Regions from separate parts of the Homo sapiens genome. Here region 1 is linked to region 2. A link is an interaction called in ENCODE POLR2A ChIA-PET data of the cell type or tissue named here. Cell type or tissue: B cell. All regions are shown on one strand. Each heading gives the region's core, and the rest is flanking DNA. Links, peaks and the distances in the headings are about the cores only.

Evidence for each region. Peaks named below come from ENCODE experiments on the same cell type or tissue, not always from the same donor. Only the 100,000 strongest peaks of a DNase experiment are listed, where the experiment ranks them.
Region 1: POLR2A ChIA-PET joins it to region 2 with 11 read pairs; 4 of 35 experiments call an interaction of 5 or more read pairs at or near these places.

The regions. Positions count from the first base shown.
Region 1 is chr10:5,691,536-5,694,443 of GRCh38, forward strand. All of the region lies in intron 1 of TASOR2 (transcription activation suppressor family member 2), which reads left to right. Among named protein-coding and RNA genes, the nearest start is that of TASOR2, 8.2 kb to the left of the region's middle. RefSeq lists a silencer at 1,129-1,358. In B cell, for the core only: no CTCF peak of the experiment used is centred there; a DNase peak (open chromatin) is centred at 1,336; H3K4me3 peaks cover 1,289 bases; H3K27ac peaks cover 1,139 bases.
Region 2 is chr10:5,603,503-5,606,410 of GRCh38, forward strand. No RefSeq gene overlaps it. Among named protein-coding and RNA genes, the nearest start is that of LINC02678, 5.7 kb to the right of the region's middle. In B cell, for the core only: no CTCF peak of the experiment used is centred there; no DNase peak of the experiment used is centred there.

The DNA of each region.
Region 1 (2,908 bases), core at 218-2,717, 88 kb after region 2:
TATTTTGAATAGCTCTTTGTTAATCTACATAATTGTTTATGAATTTAACTTGCTTTATAAGTTCAAATTATCCTATATGCTATACAACACACTAATGGTAATGATGAATAAGATCTACTAATTAGGCTTTCTTCTGGGCAATGCATGTGGGTATCTTAGATTGCTTAGTTAAAACATAATGAGTAAAGATGTCCTTAGATCAGGCCAAACACTTCATCTTCCCCCTGCACCTCCGTTTGATTAAATTTTTCGTAAATTTTGTTAGGGCTGCATGGCTTATTGGGAAGGGACCTCATCCCTACCCCAGGCATTGGTATCAATTTTCCTGAAGCTATGTGAAGTATTAAAAAACCATATTCAGGCCTGGCATGTTGGCTCACGCCTGTAATCTGAGCATTTAGAGAGACAGAGGCGGGCTGATCAGTTGAGGTCAGGAGTTTGAGACCAGCCAGGTTAACACGGTGAAACGCCTTTACTAAAAATACAAAAATTAGCTAGGCGTGGCGGCCCATACCTGTAATTCCAGCTACTCAGAAGGCTGAGGCAGGGGAATCGCTTGAAACCAGGAGGCAGAGGTTGCAGTGAGCCCAGATTGTGCCACTGCACTCTGTCTCAAAAAAAAAAAAAAAGCCATATTCATTATGACTTTTTAATTTTGTGACATGTATAAATACATTTTTTATTATCTACATAGTAAATTTAAAAAGCTGCATCAAACTGTAGCCGGTGAGGCTGCATAAATGATGTGGGACGAAGAGTTATAATAACTTGAGATCACTGTAGTGAAAAGAACGTGTATTTTAGATTAGACCTGAGATTGATAGATATCCTTACTAGGGGCTTGCGGGTAGGACACTTAAGGAAATTGGAGCTTGGAGTGAGCTTTGTAAAATAATACTAAAACCATCCTCCTAGTGGGGTTACTGTGTGACGTCCAAGAACTCGGGGGCAGTTGGCTTGCTGTCCTGTGCTCCGTTCTGACGACTGAGCCCGCCCAGGTCTGCAGGGTCCTGGGGTCCTGCGGGTTCTGTAGGGTTCCCTGGTGTGTGGAGTCCCTACCCGCTACAAGCTCCGTTGGGTCTACGGAGTGTGCGGGGATCTCCCAGCCCTGTTGGCTGTACGGGCTCAGTGGGGTTTGCAGGGATCCCCTCGTTCTGTGGGGTCCGTGGGCGCCGAGTCAGGGCCATGCCCCTGGGCTCCGCTCGCGGAGCCGGCGTCGCCCTTGTTGACTTTCAAAAGGCGCCGCCGGCCCCGCGCCCTACACGCTCAGCACGCCCTGCGCGGAGTTCCCCGCTCTGGCGCACTGGCCTTGGCTGGCGGGAGGGGGCCGGAGGGGCTGCCGGCGGAGCAGAGACACAGCCACCCTCCCCAACACACCATGAGGTGAGTCGGGGAGGGGCCTAGGTCTCCCACATGCTGTTGTGGGAAGCTCTGACCCCCGCTGTGCCTGGGGCGGGCTCACCCACGGAGGTGACTGTTAATACAGCGCTGAGTGCGAAGGAGACCCGAGAAAATGGGCCTATTCTGTCTAGTAACGTTTTACCTTCTGGTGAGGGTGTGGGGAGAGAAGCTTTGGCAGGGTCAGTGAGGCCCCGCAGCAGAGCCCTGGTGATGAAAGACACTTTTGTATGGTACCCGAAGGCTTAACTTCACTCCTGATTGTGAGTGGATTGTGTGTGGTAGTGGTGGAGCCCTTGCAGAACCGCCAGAGAGACGGTGCTAGTTGTGTGTGTGCCTATGTAAACCTACAATAGCTAAGGTCATCTTTTGAAATGTAGAACAGGGATTGCACATTGACTTTGCGCTTCAAGTATTTGCAGGTTATTACCTTAGTTTTTACTCCCTTTGTGCGTGCCGTGATTATCTTGGTTTAAACTCGTATGTGGCAAGAAATTTTTTAATGAATGTTTAAGTTTCTGTGAAAATTGTGTATTTCTCAAATTGTATTTTTTGGCTTTTAATAGGGTCACTTTGTTTTCTGGGTCTCTGTTTTGACTTACGGGAAATGCTATTTGTTTTCTCTACATTTTCTTCATTTAAAAAAAACCTGTAACTTCAGGAGTTCAAGACCAACCTGGGCAACCTCATCCCTGGAGGAGGGGGGAACCCCCACAAAACCACAACTATAACTGGCTGCTACTTAGGACTACAGGAGATCTTTTTTCCAAAGTGGAAATAGCTTTATTTCACCCAGATTATGTTTATTTAAAATTTCAGATAATATATAAAGCTGTAAAAAGTAAAGCAAAAACTACCTGTACTTGTCCCATCCAAAGATAACTTCATAGAATATTTGATTATCTACTGTGGTGCTAGGAGCTCTGTTGGACCCTGGGGACTTTGGTGAACAGACAATGCCTGCCTCTATAAACCTTACATTCTGCTGGGGAAAATAGACCTCTCCCAACCCACCAAAAAGTAAATTTATAATAATTCCATGTTCTAATGCTTTAAAGAAAACACTTGCAGCAGGGTAATCCGAGGTTTATCTGAGTGGATGACTTAAATAGATGTCACTAAAGGAACAGAAAGAGCTCAACCATGGGAGGAATGGGGAGAAAAAAAAAAGAATTCTGGTCAGAAATAACAGCATGCACAAAGGCCTTAAAAGAGGAAAAAGCTATAAAAAGAAAAATCCATGTAGCTGCCACTCAGTAGTAAGTCAGGGAAAAGTAGAGCAAGATGAGGTATAGGAAATTGGCAGGGACCAAATTTTACTTGTCCATGGCCAGGAGGGTGTGTTTTGTGTTCTGAGGGCAGTGAGAGGGTACTGAGGGGCTTTAATTAGAAATAAAGTGATCTGGAAAACTAATTGATTAATTTGTTAAGTAAATATTTATTGAAACCCTACTGTATAACAGGCACTGTTCTGAGCACTGGCATACAACAATGAAAAGGACAAAGCCCT
Region 2 (2,908 bases), core at 211-2,710:
CACCATCTTCACGCGGGTGAGGATTTCAACGTGGGAATCTGGGGGAGACACAAACACTCAGTTCCTAGCACCAGGAAAGCGTGTGTGAATGTGACAGAGTGCTGGGGGCCCTGAGAAGTCACGCCTCTTCCATTGGCTTCTGGGGCCACCAGGACAGGAGGACTTCCCCCAGCCTTGCGCAGCCTGCATGCTGGGGACAAGTGGTCAGAGCTCTGCACCACATTGTGGGGACCAGCTCTGGAGACAACATTGGTCTCTCTGGCTTTGGGCTTAAGTTGCCTCTGAGCTCATCACCTTTCTTTTCCTGACATCCTACTGGGAAGCTGCCTGTGGGACCCACACACTGGTAACCCTGCTTGGGTTTTAGATCCCTCCAAAGAGGTGGGACAAACACCACTGAGCAAAAGAGCCAGAAACAAAAGGGCACACGCTGTTTGCTGCCAGTGTATGAAGTCCAAGGACAGGCAGAGCCAGCCTTGCTTCTGGGAACCGGATGGCGGCCGCCCGGGGCAGGGGCGCGGATAGGGTCTGGGATGCCGGCGGGGCATGGCTTCAGAGTGGGCTCCGCTTATAAAACTTCAACTGGCTGAACACTCACGGCATGCACACTTTTCTGTAAGTACAGTCGAGGAAAAGTGAGAGAGAGAGGAGACACCAGCGTAGCCAACCACTCTCCAGATGCCGAGCTTCCTGGAGACGCCAAGACTGGTTTGCCTTCTGTGGGGGGTGGTTCCCTTCCCATCCTCTCATAAGCAATAATGATGTTTCCTTTCCTCAGTCAGAAGGAGCCTGTCCTCAGACTTCAGAAGGAGGAGGGAACCCTCCCTTCTCACTCCTCCAACTTCAGTCCCAGAAGGAGGCTGTGCAGCACGGTCCTCGGACTCCGGGAGGCGGTGCAGATGCATGATGCAGGTTCAATGTCATTAGCCAGGGCAGGATCCTGGGAGGGAAGCCATCCTTGGTGCTGCGTGGAAAACAGCAAGTGCAGCCCCCACGCACTCCCTGCCCGGGCCTCCCCACTCGCCTTGGGGTTAGACCAGGCTCCACTGGTCTCATCTTCAAGGATCTCCACAAGCTTCATTGCAGGATTTTTTCCTAGAAAGGCCTGAAAGGTGAGGTGAAAACTGAGGCACAAGGGATCAGCCAGATGTGGTGGTGCATGCCTGTAGTCCCAGTTACTTGGGAGGCTGATGTGGGAGGATCGCTTGAGCCAGGGAGGTCAAAGCTACAGAGAGCTGAGATTGCACCACTGCACTCCAGCTGGGGCAACAGAGGTGGAGGGCAGCAGTGTGATCATAGCTCCCTGCATTGACAAGACAGAAAGAAAGAAAGAAGGAAAGCAAGAAAGCAAGAAAGAAAGAGAAGGAAGGAAGGAAGGAAGGAAGGAAGGAAGGAAGGAAGGAAGGAAGGAAGGAAGGAAGGAAGGAAAGAAAAAGTTAGTTTGGGCCCAGCAAAAGGAGTAGGTTTGAGAAGTAGTTGGTGGGGGGAAGGGGCTTTCCTGAAAGAGCCACCTTTTCTTTGAAAAAGGAGAAACAGTAGCTCTGGAAGGACCGCCTCTGGAGTCAGACTTGAGTCCAAATACACTCTTGAGGACACATCGAGTGTAGGAAAACGAAAGACAGGTGCAGGCTCGGGGCCAGCTCTGCACAGCGTCCCGGGTGGGTGGGATCACACCAGTATGGGATCCAAGACATATTCCTGCAGCAGTTGATTTCCAGAACTCGGATGAAAACACCACATTAATTCCCAGGGCAAGCACCAGCCAGACTGAGTTTCACTCCTCATGAGGCCTAATAAGTCTAAATATGTATAACTTCACCTAAAATTAAATCCAGCTTCAAAACAAGCCCATGCAGTTACATAAGGCAGTGAAATGGGAAGACTGGCTTTCAAAACAAAACCAAAATCATGATCAAGGAGCGAGCGTGGACCTCGTGGGGCTGACCTTCGAAAGACCCTCTTCGTTCTCTTACTTCCCATTCTATGCACGTAATTTCCCCAGTGTAAACCCTGATGACCAAAAGGCCTCCGAAAGACCTCACCAGCATGTTAACATCCTCATTCCTCCTTCTCCTCTCTCACATGTGGTCACATTTTCTTGCTTTTTTTGTTTGGTTGGTTTGTGTGTGTTTGTTTGTTTTGACAGGGTCTCGCTCTGTTGCCCAGGCTGCAGTGCAGTGGCGCTATCATAGCTCACCGCAGCCTCAACCTCCTGGATTCAAGCAATCCTCCCGCCTCAACCTCCAGAGTAGCTGGGACCACAGGTGTACCCCACCATGCCCCACTAATTTTTTTCACATTTTCTGAAAGCATTAAGTGACTTGAAGGAGACCCCCAACCCATACAAATTCACTCCAAACCACAGACTTGTGGGTTAGGCCTTAGAATTCTAAAATCTGGGGAGACCCTGGGGGCCTTTCTGACTCCAGACCACCCCAACTAGGAAGAACCCTGTTGAGACGTGAAAACCAAGAACAAAGAAGTGATGAGGTTGCCCAACCTGTTTTTCTTTTGTTTTTTAGGCCTTAAAATAGTTAATAGTGTATGTTATTTGAGCCATAATTTCCTTAAAACATTAAGTTTCTCCATTTACATAATGTATTCGCAATAACAGGCCCAGGACTGGAGATGAGGACATAATAGGTTCAAGAGTTCAAGTCAAATTCCAACCTTTTCTAGTGCTTAGTTTTGTGGGTAAATCCTGTCCCTTCCCTGGGTCTCCCTGTCTCTCTCTGTATAAACTCAAAGGAGGGGACTGGGGATCACTAAGGTCCTTCTGGTTCTGCAAGTGTCTCATTTATCCTTCCTGGGTTGGTCCAATTCCAGCTTCAGGTGACCCTCAGCAATATGTCTTCTGGCATTGAAAAGCCAGGCTCCTGGAACCTCACTGCCGCCACTGACTCAGTGG